Linked DNA regions of Homo sapiens: all the other regions are linked to region 2. A link is a loop called in an ENCODE intact Hi-C map of the cell type or tissue named here. Cell type or tissue: endothelial cell of umbilical vein. All regions are shown on one strand. Links, peaks and the distances in the headings refer to the core of each region. The heading gives the core; the rest is flanking DNA. Region 1 has its middle 25 kb from the start of GJA8. Region 2 overlaps LOC102723321 (a long non-coding RNA gene). Region 3 has its middle 51 kb from the start of GJA8.

Evidence for each region. A loop is a pair of places that touch in the nucleus more often than their neighbours do. Peaks named below come from ENCODE experiments on the same cell type or tissue, not always from the same donor. Only the 100,000 strongest peaks of a DNase experiment are listed, where the experiment ranks them.
Region 1: it touches region 2 in a loop (6-fold over the local background); 5 of 110 quality-filtered maps call a loop at or near these places.
Region 3: it touches region 2 in a loop (3-fold over the local background); 5 of 110 quality-filtered maps call a loop at or near these places.

Annotation. Positions count from the first base shown.
Region 1 is chr1:147,873,698-147,882,030 of GRCh38, reverse strand. No RefSeq gene overlaps it. Among named protein-coding and RNA genes, the nearest start is that of GJA8, 25 kb to the left of the region's middle. In endothelial cell of umbilical vein, for the core only: no CTCF peak of the experiment used is centred there; a DNase peak (open chromatin) is centred at 3,770; H3K27ac peaks cover 1,688 bases.
Region 2 is chr1:147,777,509-147,785,841 of GRCh38, reverse strand. It overlaps LOC102723321 (a long non-coding RNA gene), which reads right to left. Exons shown (of 3, transcript XR_922079.4): 2 at 8,119-8,281. Among named protein-coding and RNA genes, the nearest start is that of GJA5, 21 kb to the right of the region's middle. In endothelial cell of umbilical vein, for the core only: no CTCF peak of the experiment used is centred there; a DNase peak (open chromatin) is centred at 4,581; H3K27ac peaks cover 990 bases.
Region 3 is chr1:147,847,353-147,855,685 of GRCh38, reverse strand. No RefSeq gene overlaps it. Among named protein-coding and RNA genes, the nearest start is that of GJA8, 51 kb to the left of the region's middle. In endothelial cell of umbilical vein, for the core only: no CTCF peak of the experiment used is centred there; DNase peaks (open chromatin) are centred at 4,335 and 6,045; H3K27ac peaks cover 2,723 bases.

The sequences.
Region 1 (8,333 bases), core at 1,648-6,647, 96 kb before region 2:
TTATATTGAAGGCTGTAACCAATACAATATGGCAAGCCAAAGAAATGCAGTATGAAGTTTGAAAAAGAAGAAATAAAACTATCTTCAGATGGCATGATGTGTATGTTAAAAATTCTAAGGAATCTAAAAAGAAGTCTCTAGTAGAATAAATACATTTGGAAAATCATGGGATATAAAGTCAATATACAAAAATCAATCTTATTTCTATATACCAGCAGCAAAAAGTTCAACAATAAAATTAAAAAGTATCATTACAATAGCATCAAAAACATCAAATACTTAGAAATAAATTTAATAAAATGCAAAATGCTTGCGCTGAGAAGCATTGTGGAGAGAAATTAAAGAAGATATAAACAAATGAAGAGATATATCATGTTCATGGATTGGAAGAATCAGTATTGCTAAGATGCCCATTCTCTCCAAATTGATCTGTAGATTCAGTGCAATCCCAATCAGAATCCTAGAAGATTTTTTAAATGTAAATTGACATTTTGATTCTGAAATATATGTGGACATGCAAAGGACTTTAATAGTCAAAACAATTTTGAAAAAGGACAAATTTGGAGAATTTTCATTATCTATTAAAGAAATACTTTAGGCCAGGCATGGTGGCTCATGCCTGTAATCCCAGCACTTTGGGAGGCCGAGGTGGGAAGATCACGAGGTCAAGAGATTGAGACCATCCTGGCCAACATGGTGAAACCCCATCTCTACTAAAAATACAAAAATTAGTTAGGCGTGGTGGCATGCGCCTGTAGTCTCAGCTACTCGGGAGGCTGAGGCAGGAGAATCGCTTGAACTCGGGAGGCGGAGGTTGCAGTGAGCCGAGATCATGCCACTGCACTCAAGCCTGGCATCAGACTCCGTCTCAAAAAAAAAAAAAAAGAAAGAAATATTTTAAAACTATAGTAATTAAGACAATGTAGTATTGATGTAAACACAGAAAAAAATAGATGAATGGAACAGAATATAGAGTCCAGAAAGAGATATACATATATGATCAATCGATTTTTGACAAATCAACAACTCAAATCAGTAGAGGAAACGAAAACCTTTCCCCATATGGTGCTGAAACACCTGAATAAATGTATGAAAAATATGAAACTTTACCCTTACCCCATATTACTACACAAAATTAATTTGACATGGCTCATAGACCTAAACATAAAATTTAAAACTATAAAACTTCTAGAAGAAACCTTCAGAGAATATTTTTTTGTGATCTTGGGATGGAAAATATTTTTTAAAGAGGTCACAAAATACACTAACCAATAATAAAAAAAAGTTGATAAACTAGATTTATCAAAGTCCAAAACTTCTGCTCATCAAAAGATGTCACCATTAAAATGAAAAAGCCAGCCACAGTCTAGGAAAAAAATATTTGTAAAATATAGATTTGACACAGAATTCCTTTCACATATATAAAGAACTTTTACATATCAATCATAGAAAGATAATCCAACAAATATAATGGGCAAAAGATCTGAATAGAGACTTCACAAAAGAAGATACATGAATGACTAATAAGCACATAAAAATGTGTTCAACATCACTAGTCACCAGGAAAATAAAGATTAAAACTACAATAAAATTTCACTATATACCCATCATAATGGGTAAAATTAACAAGACAACACCAAATGTTGGCAAGGATGTGAAGCAACTTGAACTCACATTCATTGGTGTTAGAAGTTTCAAATGGTACAGCCACTTGGCAATAGTCTTTGAAAGTTTTAAAATGTCACACATACACCTATTATATAACCAGGCAATTTAACTATTATATATTTACCCAAGAGAAATAAAAACATGTCTGTAGAATGAGTTGTGCAAGAATCTTCACAGCAGCTTTACTCATCAAGTGTCCACAAACAAGAGAATGGGTAAACAAATTGTGGTATATCCATACAATGGAATACTATTCAGCAACAAAAAGGAACAAACTACTGGTACACACAACAACATAAATGAATTTCAAACATATTATCCTAAGTTAAAGAGGCCAGGCACAAAGGACTATGATTTTATGACTCCATTTATATGAAAAATTAGAAAAGGCAAAATTATAGTGATAGAAATCAGATCCATGGCTGCCAGGGGACAAGGAATCAAGGGTGGGTATTGACTGTAAAGAGGCTAGAAGGAATTTTTTGAGGTGATAGAAATGTTCTTATCTTGGTTATAGTAATGACTATATGATCCTATACCTTTGTGAAAACTTATTAAATTGTATGGCTTTTTTTTTTTTTTTTTTTTTTTTTTGGAGACAGGGTCTTGCTCTGTCACCAGGCTGGAGGGCAGTGGCACAATCACAGCTCACTGCAACCTCGACCTCCCAGGCTCAATGGATCCTCCAGCCTTACCCTCCTGAGTAGCTGGGACTACAGGCATGTGCCACCACACCCAGCTAGTATATATAGATATATATATATATATATTTTTTTTTTTTTTTTTTTTTTTAGATATGAGGTTTTGCCATCTCGCCCAGGCTGGTTGCAAACTCCTGGGCTCAAGCAATCCTCCTGCCTCGGCCTCCCAAAGTGCTGGGATTACAGGCACGAGCCACTGTGTGGGGCCTTTTAATGGGTAAACTTTACTGTGTGGAAATTATACCTCAATAAAGGTTATTTAAAAACACGACCTTATGAGGGTAGATATTTATTACCCTATTTCAAAGGTGGGAAAAGTAGGATCACAGAGGTGATACTATCTTGCCTAAGTTCACACATCAAGTGAGTGGCAAGGCCGGAATTTGAACCTCCATATGTTGTTGATGCCAAAGGCCATATTCTGTTATACAAATAATTTAAAAATGATTGTGCAGGTGTATATTACTTATACATGCAGGTATATTTCATTTCTTAAACTAGCATGGAAGCTCCTCAAAGGCAAGGACTTTCCTATATACCTCTTTTCTAGTTCCCCAACTGGCTTGCAGAATGCTCTGTAGCAGAGTCAGGAAGTCTGTAGACCTGAGCTTGTCCATCACTTGTGTGTGCGGTGACTTTGAAGGGATTGTGGGGTGTGTCAGGGATATTGATCCCCTCTGTCCTCCAGGCATCTTGAGTCTCTGGGCTTATGGACCTGGCTGACATCAGCTTTATGTGCTGTACAAATATGATCATTTTCTAATCCCTGAAAAAGGTGAGGAAGCACTGACTTGGACAAGAAGTGCTATTGAAATTTGAAAGGAAGAGGAGGTAGCTCTGGCTGAGATGCTCTCGGTTGAGAACCTATGGGGAAAACCTTGCTAATCAGTGAAGAGGGAAGGGAGTATGTGGAAGGGGAAGAGAAGAATGGATTGGACTAAACTGGGCTTAACATATGTTTGGGGACAGTGGGCAGGAAGGTCAGGCTGGATCTGGGGGTATGGAGATGTATTCCAGAGGGGGATGGACACTTTCCTGGTGAGGGCCTGGCCTCTGGGCTAAGGAGTTGGAATATGCTCAGCAGCACAAAGCCTCCTGGTCCAATTTCATCCAGGAATTGTGTGTGGGTGTGTGTTTGTGTGTGTTTTGTGTACGTGTGCACACGCGTGTAGGAGGATGGGGATATGGAAGGAAAAGTGTGTATGTTTAAGAATAATGTGCTGTTCCTGGACTTTATGGCTGAGGGTCGTTCTGGATGCTGGAAGTGCCAGGCCCTCACCCTGGAGGCTCTGGGGAAGTCTGGCTTTCCTTTTCACACAGTATTTTTTTTCCCCAGCCCCTAGCTCTTTTCCCCCCGGGGGGAGGACATCTGTGGGGACGGTTCCTGTTTCCCCACCATTGCAGGCCCTGGCCTTCCTGAACATGATATGATTGTTTCTCTGGGCACAGTGCAAAGATGCCAATGGAGAACGGAAGTATCTCATGCCTTAGCAATTTTTTTTAAGGCAAAAAAGAAAAGGCTATTGAACTTGGGAACCCTGGACCTGAAGTCCTCTCTTCCTGGTGTGGAAGTGGGGACATTGTACAGGGTCTGCCAATCAGCCCTGTGGGCCAGATCTCCAACAAGGGAAAGATTTGACTCCCACCCATCCCCTAAGCAGTAACACTGGCACTAAATTCCTTCCTGTTCTCAAACTGCTACTATATATTTATGCACTGCTCCCTTGGGAATCTTGGGACATGGAAATGGAGAACTTTGTTCTCTTTCTCACCTTCCTCACTTTTCATATCCTCATCCCTTTTTAATATTCTTTCATTCATTCACTCATTTATTCCCTTGTTCAGCAAATATTTCTTGAGTACCTACCTGTGGTATAATAAGAAATACATTTGGTTTTTGTCCCTTATTCCTGGCACAGAGCTCCTAAATCCCTTGGAAGTTCCAGAATTATAGGAATGTCCTTTGTTATGCATATGGAGCCCTTTCAGTCCCACTGGAGTTTATGCTGATGATGTGATTTAGGGTTAGGGACCCCTAGATAGCCTCAGGATGGGGCTGCTTACCAGAAGGACAAAATGATTAGAAGGTTGGTACTTTCAGTCTCACCCACTGACTTCTTGGCAGAGGGGAGGGGACTGAAGATTAAGAAGCTCTATAAAAACTCTTAAAGAACAAGATTTGATGAGCTTCCAGGCTGCTCAACACCTGAAGGTGCCAGGAGGGTGGTGGCCTCTGAGAGGAACAACCATCTGGTTGTTCCTGAGTTAGATCCTTTATAACAAACCAGTAAACATAAGTAAAGTGTTTCCCTAAGTTCTGTGAGCCATTCTAGCAAATTATTAAAACTGAGAAGAAGGTTGTGGGAACCTCTGATTTATAGCTGGTTGGTCAGAAGTATCAGAGGCCCAAACTTGCAATTGGCATCTGAAGTGGGGAGATAGTCTTGTTGGAATGAGTCCTTAACTTGTAGGATCTGACATTAACTCCAGGTAGATAGTGGCAGAATGGAATTAAATTGTAGGGCTTCCATCTGGTGTTCAGAGAGTTGGAGAATTGTAGAAAAAACTCATACATCTTGGGCCAGAAGTGTGTGAGATGGTGGAGAAACAGTGTGTGTGTTTTCCCAGACTACTTTGTGACAGGTATTGTGTTAAATACTAACAATATAGCAGTGCTTAAGGAAAACCTCCCATCCTTGACCTCAGTCACTTATAGCCTGATGGAAAAGATCCATTATGTTCAGACATGGTTATACCAGGCATGGAAAGACAGAAAGTACATAAAAAGAGAAATGGCAACATAAAGAAGCATATCTCAGAGCTCTATGTAACCTGAATTTGTGTCTAATTCACCTTTTTGTTTTGTTTTGGTTTTTGGTTTTTTTTTTTGAGACGGTCTCGCTCTGTCACCCACGCTGGAGTGCAGTGGTGCGATCTCAGTTCACTGCAACCTCCACTCCCCAGGTTGAAATGATTCTTCTGCTTCAGCCTCCCAAGTAGCTGGGATTACAAGTGGCTGCCATCACGCCTGGCTAATTTTTGTATTTTTAGTGGAGATGGGGTTTCACCATATTGGTCTTGAACTCCTGACCTTGTGATCCGCCCACCTTGGCCTCCCAAAGTTGATGAGATTACAGGTGTGACCCACTGCGCCTGGCCTGTAATTCATCTTTAACTCTGTTATAACACATATTACAACACATGGCACATAATAGGTACACCAGGACTATTTGTTGAATGAATAATGATGGTGTGAATGAGAAGTCACATAATATAATACAAAAAGAATAGAGACCCTGGAATTTCACAGACCTGAATTTGATTTCCAACTGTACTCCTTCTTGGCTGGTATGATTTTGGAGAAGTAGGATAACCTCTGTGAGCCTCAGTTTCCTCATTTGAAAAGTGAGGATTATAATACCTATTGCATGGGAATTTAGTAAGATTTAATGACTAAGGATTAATAACTATGTAAAGTATATAAATATGTAAAAAAATCTGGCACATAAGTGATCAATAAATAGTTTACACTAGCTTACACCATTCTTTGGTGTTATTAATAATAAAGGCTACATGAATAAAAATAAAGGTTAAATGAATAGTACAGAAAAAAGTTACAGAATTATGGAGGAAGGCGTGGCTACAGAGCACTGAGGCTCTTATTGAGATGGAGCTGGACTGAACTGTACTTGGAAGGTAACCCACACTTGGGTAAACAGAGAAGGAGAAGGCAGCACTGGGCATGGTAATGGCAGGCTTCTGGGACAGGGCAGAGGAGGGAACCGGGAGGCAGTGGAATGGGTGGACCAGCGTGGAAAGCTCCTTCAGGAAGCCAGGCTCAAGAGCTTGCCCTTGATTCCCTTGACATTGAGTCTCACAGGTGGAGCTGCGATGTGCTAAGTGATGTTTTAGAATAATCAGTCTGGGGTAGTTATAGGGTCAGGGAGGCAGGGAGAATAGTTAGATTACATAACAATCCAAGTGGCCCAGGGACCTAGATTCAGGGGACAGCAGCAGGATGAAAATATAGTATGGATTCCTCCTTGTTCCTCCACACTATATTTAACTGGTACCATTCCTTCTGAACCTATTCCAATCAATAGAAAAAGAGGGAATCCTCTCTAACTCATTTTATGAGGCCAGCATCATCCTGATAACAAAGCCGGGCAGAGACACAACCAAAAAAGAGAATTTTGGACCAATATCCTTGATGAACATTGATGCAAAAATCCTCAATAAAATACTGGCAAACGGAATCCAGCAGCACATCTAAAAGCTTATCCACCATGATCAAGTGGGCTTCATTCCTGGGATGCAAGTCTGGTTCAATATACACAAATCAATAAATGTAATCCAGCATATAAACAGAACCAAAGACAAAAACCACATGATTATCTCAATAGATGGAGAAAAGGCCTTTGACAAAATTCAACAACTCTTCATGCTAAAAACTCTCAATAAATTAGGTATTGATGGGACGTATCTCAAAATAATAAGAGCTATCTATGACAAACCCACAGCCAATATCATACTGAATGGGCAAAAACTGGAAGCATTCCCTTTGAAAACTGGCACAAGACAGGGATGCCCTCTCTCACCACTCCTATTCAACAGAGTGTTGGAAGTTCTGGCTAGGGCAATTAGGCAGGAGAAGGAAATAAAGGGTATTCAATTAGGAAAAGAGGAAGTCAAATTGTCCCGGTTTGCAGATGACATGATTGTATATCTAGAAAACCCCATTGTCTCAGCCCAAAATCTCCTTAAGCTGATAAGCAACTTCAGCAAAGTCTCAGGATACAAAAATCAATGTACAAAAATCACAAGCATTCTTATACACCAATAACAAACAGAGAGCCAAATCATGAGTGAACTCCCATTCACAATTGCTTCAAAGAGAATAAAATACCTAGGAATCCAACTTACAAGGGATGTGAAGGACCTCTTCAAGAAGAACTACAAACCACTGCTCAGTGAAATAAAAGAGGATACAAAGAAATGGAAGAACATTTCATGCTCATGGGTGGGAAGAATCAATATCATGAAAATGGCCATACTGCCCAAGGTAATTTATAGATTCAATGCCATCCCCATCAAGCTACCAATGACTTTCTTCACAGAATTGGAAAAAACTACTTTAAAGTTCATATGGAACCAAAAAAGAGCTCACATCGCCAAGTCAATCCTAAGCCAAAAGAACAAAGCTGGAGGCATCACACTACCAGACTTCAAACTATACAACAAGGCTACAGTAACCAAAACAGCATGGTACTGGTACCAAAACCGAGATATAGATCAATGGAACAGAACAGAGTCCTCAGAAATAATGCCGCATATCTACAACTATCTGATCTTTGACAAACCTGACAAAAACAAGCAATGGGGAAAGGATTCCCTATTTAATAAATGGTGCTGGGAAAACTGGCTAGCCATATGTAGAAAGCTGAAAATGGATCCCTTCCTTACACCTTATACAAAAATTAATTCAAGATGGATTAAAGACTTACATGTTAGACCTAAAACCATAAGAACCCTAGAAGAAAACCTAGGCGTTACCATTCAGGACATAGGCATGGGCAAGGACTTCATGTCTAAAACACCAAAAGCAATGGCAACAAAAGCCAAAATTGACAAATGGGATCTAATTATACTAAAGAGCTTCTGCACAGCAAAAGAAACTACCATCAGAGTGAACAGGCAACCTACAAAATGGGAGAAAATTTTCGCAACCTACTCATCTGACAAAGGGCTAATATCCAGAATCTACAATGAACTCAAACAAATTTAAAAGAAAAAAACAAACAACCCCATCAAAAAGTGGGTGAAGGATATGAACAGACACTTCTCAAAAGAAGACATTTATGCAGCCAAAAGACACATGAAAAAATGCTCATCATCACTGGCCATCAGAGAAATGCAAATCAAAACCACAATGAGATACCATCTCACACCAGTTAGAATGGCAAT
Region 2 (8,333 bases), core at 1,675-6,674:
TTTTTACCTATGTTAAATATGGATACTAATTCTTATCTCCAAGAGTTTTGTAAGGGTTAAATGAGCAAACTCTGCTAAGCACTTAGACCACTGCCTGGCATTCTCTGTTAGCTCTCTATTATCTGTTTGCAGCCACCTGTCATGGTCCCTGCCTATTCAGGTCCACTGGAGCATCAACAATCATGTTTAGGCTGCTTGCAGGCCCACAGTTCATAAACCAGACCTGGAGGTAAATGGGAACTCCCTACACCCCCTTGTATGGAGGGTGAATAGATGCAGATGTCCATGGTTCCTAGTTTCTGGTTTCCATTCTATACTCTCCTGCGATCAGAGCTCCACCTCAATCCCTTTTACAGGCCATGTCAGCATGCATTGCCTAGCTCCCTCAATCCAGATAGATTCCTGGAAATCGCAGTATTATCATAGACTTGATGGTCTAAAACAAGGCAGCATTTTTATTCCAACTAGGTCTCCAGCTAGTCTTGTGGGATTCTAAGTTGGTGACATCACTCAGCTCTCAGAGGGGTCAGGGAGCATTGATATTTATAAAACCCCTAGGTTTTGATTTCTTAATTCAGATGCCATGTCTGAATCACTAGTATATCTAGTTCCTAGCACAGTCCCAAACTCAGTGGGTTTTTAAAATCAGTGGATACATGAATAAATGAATAAATAAATGGATCAGCTGTAAGTGGGCCATCCATTAACTTTGACACCCTCTGTGCATTCCCACAGTGTAGTGGTCAGTGTGTTTGACTCCAGCTGGGGTTTCTGTTACTGATGGCTGGTAGCATCCTAATTGAAACACACCTCCAAGTGTTGCTCATTTGTATTTTCCTTATTTGGAATACCCTTAAGTTTTCAATACCGCAGCACCATCTGGAATAAAAAATGGCCTAAGAATATCTCTCATGCTCCCCAGAGTGCTGTATAGGTAAAGAAAGGGAGGAGCTACAAGTGTAAATACAGTTGGGCACTTAAGACAAATTTCAACTTCTTCCAAGCTTTGGCTTGGTATGGAGATAACCAATTACTTAGAATCATAGAGATATTAAAATTTAAAAGTAGAAGGCACAGTTGATGTAGCTTAACCCAAGGGCACTCAATTCTTTAAGTGTTAGAGATAGGACCTGAGACCTGATTCCTGCATTTCCCTGGTCCCTCTCTGCCTCATCAGCTTTTGTCAGTTACACACGTCCTTCCCACCACAGGCAGAGCTGGTACTTCAATCCCAGGGTTGTGTGTGAATTCACAGAAACCAGAGCAGGATTGGAGGCATGAGGCACAGCTGGCTGTTCTGGGGTAACAGGCTTGTGGTGGTGGTGAGCTTTTGCAAAGTTTGGTTTAGCCCTTCAGGATTTGAACCTTTACCCCATTTACCCATAGAAATCTTCTCCCAAGATTCATGAGGGGTTTTCTCCGAACCTGTCAAGATTATTCTTATCTGCCCTAGTGTTTCACCACTCGCTCAGCACACTTCCTTTTGCGTCTTATGTGTATGGTAGAGAAGGGGTTGGTTGAATGGAGGAAGCTAGTATTTTTTGTTTTGTTTTGAATTGTTTTGTTCAGAAATTCTGCTTTTTCCCATGAGCTGTTTGCAAGGCTTTGAAAGGACAGCTCAGAATTACATGGAGTAACTTATTTGGGGCAGAGAAAGAAATGGGTTAACAGCAAGTTGCTTTGTCTTAGAAATTAAAAGGGCACCACTTACATTCAATATGGTGATATTTATATTCACCCAAAATTGAAGTGCTCAATAATAGGGCATTAAATGAATTTTGGTAAATCCAAGAGCAGGAAACTGTGTAACCCAGGTACTTAGCAAAGGGTGGAGGTGATATATATACCCTGACATTAGTCTAAAGAGTACTGCACAGATACTAGTCCTTGATAATTCTAGTGCAGTGGTAACATCCTTATGGAAAGAAAAGATACAAACACATTACATTGCCTTTGGGTGCCATTCTCTTTGACTACACTCCTGATAATCATTAAAAAGGTGAAGAAGATGTATTTCTATTGACATAGAAAACGTCTCTGACACATCGTTAAGTGAAAAAAAGCAGATTACCAAAAAGTGTTCATAATACAATTCCAATTTTTTAAAAACATTTATAAGTACAAAAATGTGGTAGAAAGCTATCAGTATTTTAATAGTACTTATATGTGATTTTATCTCATGTTTAGACTCTTCTATATTACCTACATTTTTACAATAATACGCTATTACTTTTTCTAATTAGGAAAAGACTGGAACAGTTTGAAAAATATAAAGCTTTCTTTCTGTGGTTGGTCTCGGATATTAGTTTATGAAAGGGACAATGCTGAGTGGGTCAGTCCTTGCATTAATAAAGTTAGGTGATCAATAAATATTATTTCCCTTCCCCATGAAGACAGGGAGACAGGAAGACGCCATCCTCATTGCAGGGATGGAGTGGAGACGCTTGAATCTGAAACTCTTCAGAGGGAGATATATTCCTGGAGTCCCCAGCCAGAACTTGGCATCATTCTCTCCCATCCAGAGACCATGTTAACTAGGTTGTTAGCTTCTCTAGTACTCTCAACACTGTAGTTGAGCAACATTATGCCTGAAATAAGCTTTTATGGGCTAGCCTGGGAAGCTAACTACTCTTTATAACATTATTTCTATGGGAAAACATGCTCCAAATTCCACACCACCAATTTACATTGAAGCTTTTAGGATGCAACTATTTTCAGTTTGGAGACCTGCTTACTTGCCCCCTCCCCTTTATTCACTAATTATTTGAAAAATCTCTATTATTTTGTAGTAGATTACAAACTGGTGAACAAGTCTTTTGGCTTATGCTTTATTTGTTAACCCAGCACACAGTCAAAGGGGTTTCAAGATCGGAGGGGTCTTAGAAATTGGCACCTAGTTACTGAATATTACTGCTCATTGATTGTCAAGCTGGCTGGAGTTGTCCAGGGATGGGGCAGTTATGCCAGGGTTCATGTCTCCCCCAGCACTCCTCCAGTCTCACTTCCCTTGTCCACACTGTTGGGAAAGGCATTAAGGAAATAATTCATTTCAGGGGCATGCACTCATTTACCTACCACATTTACAAACGTATTGCATTCAGGGACAGTTCCTGTAATCCTATAGCTCCTGTAGTATTTGGGACCATTTCAGGACCATCTAGAAATGGTGCTTAATAAATCCTTAAAAACCTTCTGAGGTGGCAGAAAGAATACTGGACTAGGCATGATGAGAGGTGCCAGTCTTGGCTAGCTGTTTGAGTTTGGGAAAGTTACGAAAGGAAGGAATAAGCATGCTTATCTCAGAAAACCTTTTTATATTTGACAGGTGAAGACTCTGAACTGAGAAGTGGCCTTATGCCTATGGAACAGATTTCAACCTGTTCAATAAGAGGCTTCTAGGTTGGGGAAGGGATAGAACATATTGGCATTTTGGTGGTTGTTTCAATTACTTTGGAGGTTGATGTGAAATAATCTTTTTTGACCTCCTATACCTAGAACAGTGACTTTTAATCTTTTTTGGGTCAAGAGTGCTTTATGAATAGATCAAGACTGTGGTCCCTCTTCCCCTAAAGCTTTGAAATGAACACAGGGGTTTCTATGCTCCATGAAGCCCACCAAAAATCTTCTAGGGGTCCAGGCAGGTAATACTGATAATCTTTGGACTAAATTTCAAATCATTAAGCTCAACAGATCCTCGTGATTTTACCAAAGATGTTTAAAAACAGCTCAAGTAGAAGTTTTGCATCTCTTCTCAGAAAACTTTAGGGTCTAGAATCATGTGTAGCTCTTGGATACAAGCTGTTCCAGGATCTAGAGAGGTCAAGAAACCATGCCTTTTCTCTAGATTTTAGTAATTTAAGCTCCAGGGACTTTCAGCTAAGTGCTCTAACAGCATCATAGGAATATCTATGATCAATAACTGGCCCATTCTACCCTCAGGGAAGTCCCCAGGTTTCCTGATTCTTTGGGAGATCTGGCTTCTGCTCCTGACCTTAGATAAATTGCTTGCCTTCTCTGGGCTTCAATGTTCTCATCTGGCCCACTTGATCTTCAGTTTCTCTTCAAGCTCCAGTGTTCTGGTATCTGTGATTCCTTGATATCTGTATGACACTGAGACAGTCCTCTAAGGAGTGATGAATTTCACAATTCCCAGCTTTGGTCTGCTCCTGTCACTGAGGAAATTCCTGTTCAAAAGGCAATTTCTACAGCACCTGTCTCAGAAGCATTTGGCTTCCTCGAGGCGTTCAGGAGACCCACAGGAAACAGATATTTTGTTGTTTTTCTTTTTGCTCTAGGAAAAAAACTCATTAAGAGCCATCTCAGACAGCAGATGTCTGTTAGGTGCACGTACATATCCAAATGAAACTTTCACCCAGAGGACCAGAAAAGGCAAGGCCAGCATCAGAGATTTAGCTGTGTCCTAAGAAACAGAAATCTCTACTCTTAGGCATCCTCCCACTTCCATGACTCACCTCCTCTCATTCCAGAAAGTCATGCACAGGAATTAATTTATAGGTACTGTCCAGAGGTCTTTAAGTAAACAGTGCTACCGGTCCTTTCAGCTACCCAGACAAGCTTGACTTCAGGCCCCAAAGAGGAAGCTAATGACTTGTAGTTACTTTGCTATTGTTTTCCGAAAACAATCTGACTTCCTTTTTGATAGCCTTGGAATTCCTTCTTTACAAATGAAGGCGCTGGAGCCAGGGAAGGGCTGAGCTGGCCAGCTCAGGAGCATAATGCTCTCAGGACAAGATCTCCTTTATAAACAAGCTGCAGAGGCTCCTTAAAGGATGGTGGGCAGACCCTGTTTGTGAATGGAGGGACTTCTGTGCTGTCTCTGCCTCCTTCCTAAGATCTCACCTCTATCCCAGAGCATATGACAATAACTAAGGTGTTTGGTGTCCAAAGAACAAATTTGTGAAGACCATCTTATTATGACCATTCTTAATTCTTATTATGACAACAAAGTTGAGGCTTATTGACTTGCCTGAGATCACAAAACAACAAATGGACAAGGTTAAAATTCCATCTCAGATCTCCTGACTCCAAGTTCACCTCTCTCAAAGAGGCTATGAAGATGCAAAGAGAAGGCATCTGTCTAAAGCTGGCGGGCTTTGGTCTATCCCCCGAGAAGGGAATTTGGTCTATCCCCTGAGAAGGGAATCTTCATGTTAGGTAAGAATCTACATTTCAAATTTACTGTATGAGTGATAAATCCCTGTCCTTTCTTCTGGTCTGGGCTGGTATTAGGGGAGCTATTTTTGCACCTTCCTTCTACCAGAGGTGCCTCTGCTAGAGGTTCTTAGTAGAGTCCCTTCCTGCCACAACAAAAGATCCCCACTGGATTTCTCTGAAGAAACTGTACCCCATTGACTTTTTCTTGACTTTTAAAAATGGTGTTTATGAGAACTTTTTTTTAAGAGAGTTAGACTTGTCTCATTTTTGCTTCTGTGAATCCCCACACTACCCCTGTCCATGACCACTGCCATGTAGAAAGAAAGCTGGCAATCCTCTAATCTCTTGTACATAGATGCACTTTAGCACTCTTTACATTGCATTCTACTTCTTGGTGCACAGGACTCTCTCCCTAGCCACCAGGAGCTTCAGGGCAGAGTTTGTGTTTCATTTATCTTTGTATGCCCAGTCCTTGCACAGAGTATGTTCTCAGTATACCTTCACTGAATTAAGGACTAATGAGTGAATGGCTCTATAGAGCAGGTGCTGTTCCTCAGACTCTGGGAGGAACAACTGTGAGGGAAGCACAGGCTTACCTGAAGAGTAGTTGCCATGTGCTCTCAGGTACAAAGGGAAGGTTATATGTGAATGGTGCCTTTGGATGTGTGCAGTGCCCAAACTGCTTGGCTGTATCTGGTGGCCTTGCTCAAAGGAGGCAATGAAGGTGGGCACAATAGTTAGAGCTATAATCATCAGAACCCATGTTTCCATTGTGAAATCTTATCTCCTTTCAGAGTACTCTCCCATTTATAATTTAATTTTTATCTTCAGCATAAATGGCATGATTCGTTGTATCTATATATCTATCTCTCTGTATATTTAGCTATGTATGTATATATAGAGAGGTATATATTGTATATTATATACAATATATATGATAGAGAATATTTAGCACTCACTACATGCCAAATATGACATATATCTCACTCAATCTTCATAGCCAACCAAAAACTACCATTGTTATACTCATTTTAAAAGCAAGAAGGATATAGAAATAGAGGGTCACATTGCTGCCAAGTGGTGGAGCCAAAATCTGAACCTGAGTACTCTTAACCACAAGGTTATTTGCCTCAAGTCCTGTCCATTCTACCTTGTGTATTCAGCCAAGTGAACATGTGACTAATCTTTGAAAAACCAGGGAAAAGTTGTAATCTCCTAAATGCCTCTAATCCTGTATAATAGCTTGACCCTAGGAGCTAACGTTGACTCTAGACACTAATTTGGGAGGAAACATAAAACCTTTGTTATTTGTATTAGTACGTTTTCATACTGCCATAGAGAACTGCCTGAGACTGAGTAATTTATAAAGGAAAGAGTTTTAATTGACTCACAGTTCAACCTGGCTAGGGAGGCCTCAGGAACTTACAATCATGGCGGAAGGTGAAGGGAAGCAAAGCACCTTCTTTGCACGGTGGCAAGAAGGAGAAGTGCTGAGCAAAGGGGGAAGAGCCCCTTATAAAACCATCAGGTCTCATGAGAACTCACTCACTATCACGAGAACAGCATGGGGAAAACTGCCCTGATGATTCAATTACCTCTACCTGGTCTCTCCCTTGACACATGGGGATTATGGGGATTATAATTCAAGATGAGATTTGGGTAGGGACACAAAGCCTAACCATATCATTATTGAATTAGGCTTTGAACATCAATGGCTAAATTATCAGGACAGGTACAGGGTATTGTACCTCACTTTTACACACAAGGAAATACCTCTATTTCAGAGTGACATGTCTGAGGGTGTCTGAGTTAACAGCATATTTGGCAGAAAGTTTCTTGATCTTGTGTCTTACGACTTTTTTTTTTTCAATAGACCACCTAATACTATATCTTGGACATGACTGAAACACCTTTCAAAATAAAAGAAAAGCAAGACCTTTTTGGTCTTGTGAGGTAGGTAGGGAGTGTGGATCAAGGATGCATAAGTTGTTAGAAGAGGAAGGAATGTATACCTGGGGTGCACTACAAACTCTAGACCTTGCTTATAATCAGACCAAAATATGAGGCTCTCAGTCTTCTTGCTTTCAGAGATTTCCCTCTGGATGTAGAGAGCAAATGCCATTCCAAGATCTCCCAGGCCAAGGTCTAATTTTTTGCTGTAGAATAAAATCCCCAGGCTGGGTGTGGTGGCTCACACCTGTGGATCATGAGGTCAGGAGTTTGAGACCAGCCTGGCCAACATGGTGAAACCCTATCTCTACTAAAAATACAAAATTTAGCTGGGCGTGGTGGCAGGCACCTGTAATCCCAGCTACTCGGGAGGCTGAGGCAGGAGAATTGCTTGAACCTGGGAGGCAGAGGTCGCAGTGAGCCAAAATCGTGCCATTGCACTCCTGCCTGGGCAAGAAAGCAAGACTCTGTCTCAAAAAAAAAAAGAAAGAAAGAAAGATTAAAATCCCCAGTCCTGGGACTCTCAGAGCTCAAGTGAAGCTGCACTCAGCTGTTGCCTTCATGCCCTGACTTCAGTGGGAGAGAATTAGGCATGGTTGGTAGTGGATTCCCTCTCCTTTTCTCCTGTCCGTGGAGGCTATTGTTCCAAGCCCACCACAAGAGTTCTTAAGCCTGGGATCCCAGAAGATTCCATTTGCCTTAAGCCTAAGAAGTATGGACATGATCTTGATCTTGTCTTTGGGATTAAAACTTGAGATATGATAAGAGTAGGCTCATAGATCTAAACACCAGGAGCAAGGAAGTCTGTGTTTCTTTTGCTTTCTGCTTCTTGGAACAGAGTGTTCTTGCCCTTTTTAGCCAGTAAAAGTCTTAAAGGGGACGGCTTATGCCTGTGGTGTCTGCATCTTAACCAGCAGAAAAGTGTGACCTCAGCCCACTAACCGTGGCTCCAATTACCCATTTATGGCCTCCAATGAGGCACGGAGGACTCACCGTTCTTGCAATTAGATGCTGACAAATAATTTGCACATGTTGTCATGTAGGCTGTAAGGGAGGTAGCCCTGGACCACAGTGTCTTGGGAAGGAAACTTGTAGAGTCAGAGATTCACTTGGTAGAGAAGACATTGGAAGGTCTCCTCATTTCCCCCCCTTGCCACTAGAGAGAAGAAAAAAAAGAAGCAATTTTCAGTATGCCAGTTTTAAAAGAC
Region 3 (8,333 bases), core at 2,220-7,219, 69 kb before region 2:
CAGCGGAGGCTGCAGAACATCAAATATTGCTACCTCTTCCTCCCTCCAGAAGCTTCATCCCAGAGGGGCACCCACCAGATGCCAGCTGTCACTCTCCTGTATGAGGTTTCTGTCGACCCCTGCTGGGAGGTGTCTCCCAGTCAGGAGGCACTGGAGGAGGTGCCTTGAGGAGGCAGTCTCTCCCTTAGCAGAGCTTGAGCGCTGTGCTGTGAGATCCGCTGCTCTCTTCAGAGCTGGCAGGCAGGAACGTTTAAGTCTGCTGAAGCTGCGCTTACAGCCGCCCCTTCTCCCAGGTGCTCTGTCCCAGGGAGATGGGAGTTTTATCTATAAGCTCCTGACTGGGGCTGCTGCCTCTCTTTCAGAGATGCCCTGCCCGGAGAGGAGGAATCTAGAGAGGCAGTCTGGCTACAGCAGCTTTGCTGAGCTGTGGTGGGTTCTGCCCATTTTGAACTTCCCAGCGGCTTTGTTTACACTGTGAGGGAAAAACCGCCTACTCAAGCCTCAGTAATGGCAGATGCCCCTCCCCCCACCAAGCTCTAGCATCCCAGGTCAATTTCAGAGTGCTGTGCTGGCAGCAAGAATTTCAAACCAGTGGGTCTTAGCCATGGGGGTGGGATCCATTGAGTTAGACCACTTGGCTCCCCAGCTTCAACCCCCTTTCCAGGGGAGTGAACAGTCTGTTTTGCTAGCGTTCCAGGCACCACTGGAGTATGAAAAAAACTCCTGGAGCTAGCTCTGTGTCTGCCCAAACGGCCACCAAATTTTGTGCTTGAAACCCAGGTGTAGGCACCTGAGGGAATCTCCTGGTCTGCGGGTTACAAAGACTGTGGGAAAAGCATGGTTTCTGGGCCAGAATGCGCCATTCCTCGTGGTACAGTCCCTTACGACTTCCCTTGGCAAGGGGAGGGACTTCCCTGACCCCTTGTGTTTCCCTGGTGAGGTGGCACCCCTCCCTGCTTCTGCTTGCCCTCTGTGGGCTGCACCCACTGTCTAACCAGTCTTAATAAGATGAGCTGGGTACCTCAGTTGGAAATGCAGATATCATCCACCTTCTGTGTTGATCTCGCTGGGAGCTGCAGCCTGGAGCTGTCACTAGTTGGCCATCTTGCCCAGGCGACCAGAATTTAAGTAACTTTTTGAGGCTGACATAGCAGTAAGCAGGAGATCCAGGTCTCAAATCCTCTTCTGACTTCCAAGCCTATGATTTTTTTTTCACTTGCCTAATAATAATAGTCATTTTCATTGAAAATTAAGTTCTTTTTTTTTCTTTTTATTACTCCTCAAACTTGCAAGAAGTGGCTAGTTGCACAGTTCCTCATTTGGCTCTATGCACCATGAGGGCAAGGACTGTGCTGTCCTGTTCACAGTTACATCCTTTGTGCCTATACAGTGACCAGCACAGAGTATGTGTTCAGTGAATGTGTGCTGAGTATATAAATAAGTGGCTGAACACAAACTATTATCTAAATGTAATTGTTAGTAATAATAATTCTTCCTTTATTTAGCAGGGCTAGGATTTTAAATTGCTTCCTGCTATTAACACTGAATAAATATGGCAATATGGCTATACTACATTCTCTTAATATAGAATTCAATACTCTCCAAATACACTCTGTTTATCCTCACACACACCTTGACAATAGGTATGGGTTAGTGGTGCTATCATTTCATCACTCATAAGAATAGGGAGATTCTTTACCTCACCCAAGACTGCACAGGCATTTTCAGGAGCAGCCGTTAATAGATTTTATGTTTCTTTATATTCAGCCCATTGCTGAGGATGCTAAATCCTACTAAAGCTATAGGCACCAGAGCCTTATGCTGCTTCAAGGGTCTACAATACTCCCAAATTAATTCATGGAAATGGCTGCAGCATTGTGGAAAAACAGCTGGTTACTTCCCAGCAGAATTAGCTGTAACCAGTTTAGTCACTTGTTGAGAGAAGACAGGAAATCTCTTGCAAAAGTCAGCCACATTCCCCACAATATAATAGCAAGTAAATCATTCCTGAGGAGCCCTGGGTGCCTGGCTGGTTTAGGAAGATTCAGGGACAGACAGAGAGCTGTAGTCTAAAGAATGTGAGAGATTTTAGAGCCAGACCTAAGTCTTTGATTTGGTGACTCCGTTACACATGGGGAAATATTTTGAGAGCAGTGAGAATGATTTGTCAGTGAAGTTTAACCAGAAATGTGGCCAGGCAGGAAATCTTGAGCCACGTTCAGGCAGCTGCTGATGCATGGACAAAATCAGTTCAATTTTCCTGCCTGAGACTGGCAACGAACTATTGGTCTCCAACCCAACAGGCCCTGAAATGGCCTACAAGCTGGAGTGAGAGGACAGCCTGCCCAAAAGTAGTCAAACCATGGCCCGTTTATTTATTAGTATACTTTTAAATTAAATATTTTTAAAGGATTACAGTCACACTAAAAACGTACAAGTATGGTAGAAGTAACTGTTTTTCCTTAACCCTTTGAGAATAAGCTGCTAACCTGATTCCCTATTATCCCAAAAACTTCAGTGTTTATTTCCTACAAAGACATTCTTCCATATGCTTATATAGACTATATATAGTATATACAATACAATTCCCAGTTACTCAGGGGGCTGAGGCAGGAGGATCACTATAGCCTGGGAGGTTGAGGCTGCAGTGAGCTGTGATTGTGCCACTGCACTTCAGCCTGGGTGACAGAGTGAAATCCTGTGACTTAAATAAAAAAGAAAAAAAAAAGAAAAAAGAAAATTAACCTTGATGAATCATTTTTATCAGATCCCATTCCAAGTTTTGCCAAGTGTTGCAATAATACTCTTTATAGCAAGAGGATCCAGTTCAAAATGCTGCATGTATCACATCTTTGGCTAACTTCAATTTGAAATGGTTCCTCATCTTTCCTTGACTGTCATATCCTTGCCACTTTCGAAGATTGTAGGCCAGTTATTTTGTAGAATGTCTCTCAATTCAGAGCCATCTGCTGTTTCCTCAGAATAGACTTGGGTTATGCATCTTTGGAAAGAATAACATAGAAGTGATACTGTGTTCTTCTCAGTGCATCATGCCAGGTAGTGCAAAACTTCAATTTTTCCCATTATTGATGATGTCAATTTTGGTTGCTTTATTTATTTATTTATTTATTTATTTATTTTGGCACGGAGTTTTGCTCTTGTTGCCCAGGCTGGAGTGCAGTGGCGTGATCTTGACTCACTGCAACCTCTGCCTCCAGGGTTCAAGTGATTCTCTTACCTCAGCCTCCTGAGTAGCTGGGATTACAGGCACGCACCATCACACCTGGCTAATTTTTGTATTTTTAGTAGAGATGCAGTTTCACCATGTTGTCCAGGCTGGTCTCAAACTCCTGACCTCAGGTGATCCACCCATCTCAGCCTCCCAAAGTGCTGGGATTAGAGGCATGAGCCACCGCTCCCAGCCAAGAGTTGCTTTATTAAGATGATGTCTACTAGTCTCCGGTTTCAAGTTACTTCTTTTTGTAATTAATGAATATTTTGTGTGAAAAATGTTGAAGCTTTGTAACTATTCTATTCCTGAACAAACTTTTAATTAATTTATTTATTGTTTTATACCTGTATGGGCTCATGGTTTCCTATTTTATTCAATGAATTATGATCTGTTACTATCATTCTTTGATACTCAAATTGTCTCCAGTTTGGCCATTGGAAGCCTCTTCAAGCTGGTGTTTGTGTGCTTTTGATATAGTCCTATCATTCTTTGAGTACTTTCTTGCCTTCTGAGGGGAAAAAATGTTATGAGCTCACCTCATACTTTCCCTGCCCAAGCCTTAAACTCAAGACATTTCTCTGAAGAGGCCTGGTTCCTTCAAGTAGAGAATGATGTTGAGAAGCCCGCATCTGGGCAACAGGTTTGGTTCTTGCTTTTGGGGTGTTTCACTTCCCAGGACTTCTCAGTGGACATAGCTAAGAAATATATATAGATATACACACACGTTTATATCTATATTTTTATATTTCTCTCTATATATTGCAAACGGATACTTCCAATTCCAATCCAAAACCACAGAGTTCATTCTATATTTCTCATTTTTCATATTTGTTAATCCATTTTCTGATGGTAAGAAACCTGGCTCTCAATATCTTTAATATATTTAATTATGTGACCAGTGTTCCTGTACGAGACCAATCTCCTATTTTCGTTGCTAGCCCCTCACCTGCAAATATGCCCTCCTCACTCTATATGCTAGTTCTAGCTTTCTACACCAGGCTTGAAAGAGGACTCTGAGCTACTGGCAGAAAGTGGACTGATTAAAATGACTCAGCTGCAAACATGAGCTACCTTTTGTCAAAAAGGAAAGATGACTCAGAGACCAGAGTGCAGAGTTCAGAGGTTAGAGAGCTAAACAGTCTCTATTCCCATTCCTTGAAACTTAATCAAGGAAATGTAATATTTGCTTGGCTGAATTTCAATACTGTGATGGACAGGTGACTCCTTTATTTATCTCTCATCTCTCCCATTTTTGAACCAGGATGTCTATAGCAATTATCCTATGTCTATCTGAACATTGTATGTTGGGTACCTTGTGGGTAGATAATTTGTCTCTTAAGTTTTACAGGTTCTTAAATGGAGAGAAATTGTGCCCCAGGAATTGTACTTAATAGACTGTACCCAGGATCCCTGTCTGTACCTGAGTTATATGATTTAGATAATGAGATTTTGGATTTTGAGCTGATGAGATGAGATTTGATGAAGAGATTTTGCTGATGATGTAATGGGATGAAGATGCTGGGATGGTGTATTAGTCAGCTAGGGCTGCCAAATCAAAGTACCACAAACTGGGTGACCTGGATGACAGAAATGATTTTTCTCACAATTCTGGATGTTAGAAGTCTGAAATGAAAGTATTGGCAGGGTTTTTTTTTTTTCCTGAGGGCCCATATCTTTGGCTTATAGATGCCTGTCTCTCTCTGTGTCTTCACACGGTCTTCCTTTTGTATACATCTATGCCCAAATTTCTACTTTGTATAAGGACACCAGTCATGTTACATTAGGGCCCATCCTAAGGATCTCAATTTAATTACTTCTTTTTTTTTTCAAAAACAAGCAAACGTATATTTTGAGTCATTCTGTGTTTAAATTTATTTATTTATTTATTCATTTATTCATTTATTTATTTTTGTTTTTCTGAGACGGAGTCTCACCCGGTTGTCCAGGCTGGAGTGCAGTGGCGTGATCTCGGCTCACCGCAATCAACGCCTCCTGGGTTCAAGCGATTCTCCTGCCTTAGCCTCCTGAGTAGCTGGGACTACAGATGTGTGCCACCACACCCGGCTAGTTTTTTGTATTTTTGGTAGAGACAGGCTTTCACCATGTTAGACAGGATGGTCTTGATCTCCTGATCTCGTGATCTGCCTGCCTCAGCCTCCCAAAGTGCTGGGATTACAGGTGTGAGCCACTGCGCCCGACCTTTAATTACTTCTTTAAAGACTCTATTTCCAAATACAGTCACATACTGGGAGTTAGGACTTTCATGTATGAATTTTGCGCGACACAATTTAGCCTGTAACAGATAAGGTGAATGTATTTTTCATGTGGGAGGAATATGAATTACTGGAGGCCAGAGGTCAAATTGTGGTAGGTGGAATTCTGAGATGATCCCCAGGATTCCTGTCTCCTGGTATACACACCCTTTATAGTCTCCTCCCCTTGAATGTGGGTAGGACCTGTGAATATGGTGGAATAGTCACACTGTGATTATATTACATTATATAAGATTCCATCTTAGTAAGATGGAGATAGAGTGAGCTTCCCTGCTGGCTTTGAAGAAGTAAGTGGCCAGGTTGTCAGAAAGCCATATGACAGGGAACTGTGGGGGCCTCTAGGAGCTGACAGTGGCCCTTACTGACAGCCAGCAAGAGAGCAGGGACCTCTGTCCTACAAACGCAAGGAACTAACTCTGCTGACAATTATATGAGCTGAGAAGGAGAACTTGGAGCTCCAGAAAGAAATGCAGTCCAGACACTGATCACAGACTTGTGAAACCCTGAGCAAAGGGCCCAGCTGAGCCATGTCTGGATGCCTGACTCACAGGAACTGAGAGACGCTAAAAGTATGTTGTTTTAAGGTGCTAAATTTGCAATAATTTGTTACACAGCAATAGGAAGCTAATATACTGTCCAAAGTTTCTAGCCCTTGTCTGCTGTAGGCTGCCATTTTCTGTCCTTGTGACAACTCCAAAACCTAACCAACCTTTAACTCCCTACCAATCAACAAACAAGCATACAAACCAAAAAAATAGTTTTTGCAATAAGCATTGAATCTAATAAGCTCACGTTTGCTTCTTGGACATCTCTAGGGTTGGGTTTCATGGAAGGAGCAAGCAGCTGGTGCCAGTTTGTCATCCTGTCTCCATGGTCACCAGATTTGCATTTGAAGAAGTTCAGTCTTGATTCTGTGTGGGGAGTGAATTGGTAAGACCAGCTGCAGGCTGATCATTTAGGAGGTTACTGTAGAAGATCAGGAGGGAGATGATAGTGACATGACTAGGTGATGCCAAAGACCTGGAGAGAAGTGAATGGACTTGAGGAAAGCTAACAGAAGTCACCCTCAGTCTCAGTGCGCAGAGATATCCATTGTTAATGTTAATATTAACCAGGTTAATATTTTCATGTATTTTCTTTTGCATATACATATATACGTAACAGTATATTTTTATAGTGTTGGGATAACATTGTATCTATAATTTGGTAAACTGACCTTTTATCTTGTTATGACCAATTATCTGAAGCATTAAATATCACTTAAAATATTATTCTCAGTAAGCCATTGGTTTTGTCTCTTTTATTCCCTGGAGCCACACTAAAATATATTAGTGGAAGATTCCTAGGAGAACTTAGGAGAACAAAATGGAGTGAATGATGCTGAGAGCTAGGTGGAGTATACACCTGGAGATGCCCCTGATTCCCTTACTATGAGAGAGAGGAGGTGTGGATGCCATCTACGCTGAGCTAATATTTGAGAGGTGTGATTTGGGGAGCAGGATCTGGTATCAACGATCAGCCCCTGAAACAGGACACATCCCCTCCCCCTGCATCTGTCATAGCTCACTGTTCCCAGCTACCAGGTGCTGGCTATAAACTATAGCCTCTCTTGCCTGTTAACAAGTTTTTCATAGTGTAACTACTGACTGGATGCTCAGAATGATCTGATTTGGAAGGTAAATATTCAAATGGCTTTTCATAAGTGAAGCAAGTACAAATTGGGTATTAGGAGAGAGGCTAGTTATTAAATAAATTTTTTAAATGATTGATTTAAAACATTTTACAACAACAGATTCAGGCATCCCTTGAGGGTCTACACTCCCCATTCAGGCCATGCAAACTTCTCTGCAATCCTCTTCTCAGAACTTGATGTCTGCTTCCCAGGAGTCCTTACACAGATTATATAACACACACAAACACATACACACACGAACACACGCACCTCTTGCATCTCCCCCTGTCCCCTCTCTCATGAGTGCAGGGCAAGCAAAGCATTATCTTGGGTCTCCTCTAAAAATTCTCCCTGTTCACTTTGCATTCCCTAAACCCTTATTGCCACCCTTCACCTTCCTCTACCAGGGACAAAACAGGGGTTTCTTCTGTGCACACACACTCTGAAAGTTGTCAAGTAATTTGAGCCAAGGTGTTCGCTGATAACAAAGGTGCTGTGGCTGATAAGAAAAGTGTTAGCTGATATGCTTAACACCTACAGAAATACTTCCATTTTTACTAGGGGGCCTTTTGAGAAGACAGAAGCTCTTTGGGCCTCAAAGAAAGTGGTAGCATGGTGGGATGGCTTTGGGGGACTGAAATGTGGGGCAGAGCTCCCTGGCATCACCTCAGACTGTGCTAGTCTTTGCAGAAGGATTCTCCATCCATCTGCAGCATCCATTTCAGATAAATGCTTAACTGCTGCTAGATGAGTGGTCAGAGCTCCCACAGGCCCACCTGGCCTGGGCACCTAACCAGCCCCCTCAAACCCTTCCTTCTTGATCTTTCCAGGAGATGGTGAAAAGAACGGTGAGGGTGGGAGGGGAAAGGAGGGTGTGCTTGTTTCACCCAAAATTGGGAGACTTGGTGTTAAAATTTACTTTAAGTTTTCAATAGAAAACATGTTATTGTTAAAAAAACCTGGCTGGGTGTGGTGGCTCACGCCTGTAATCCCAGCACTTTGGGAGGCTGAGGCAGGTGGATCACGAGGTCAGGAGATTGAGACCATCCTGGCTAACATGGTGAAACCCCGTCTCTACTAGAAATAAAAAATTAGCCAGGCATGGTGGCGGGCGCCTGTAGTCCCAGCTACTTGGGAGGCTGAGGCAGGAGAATGG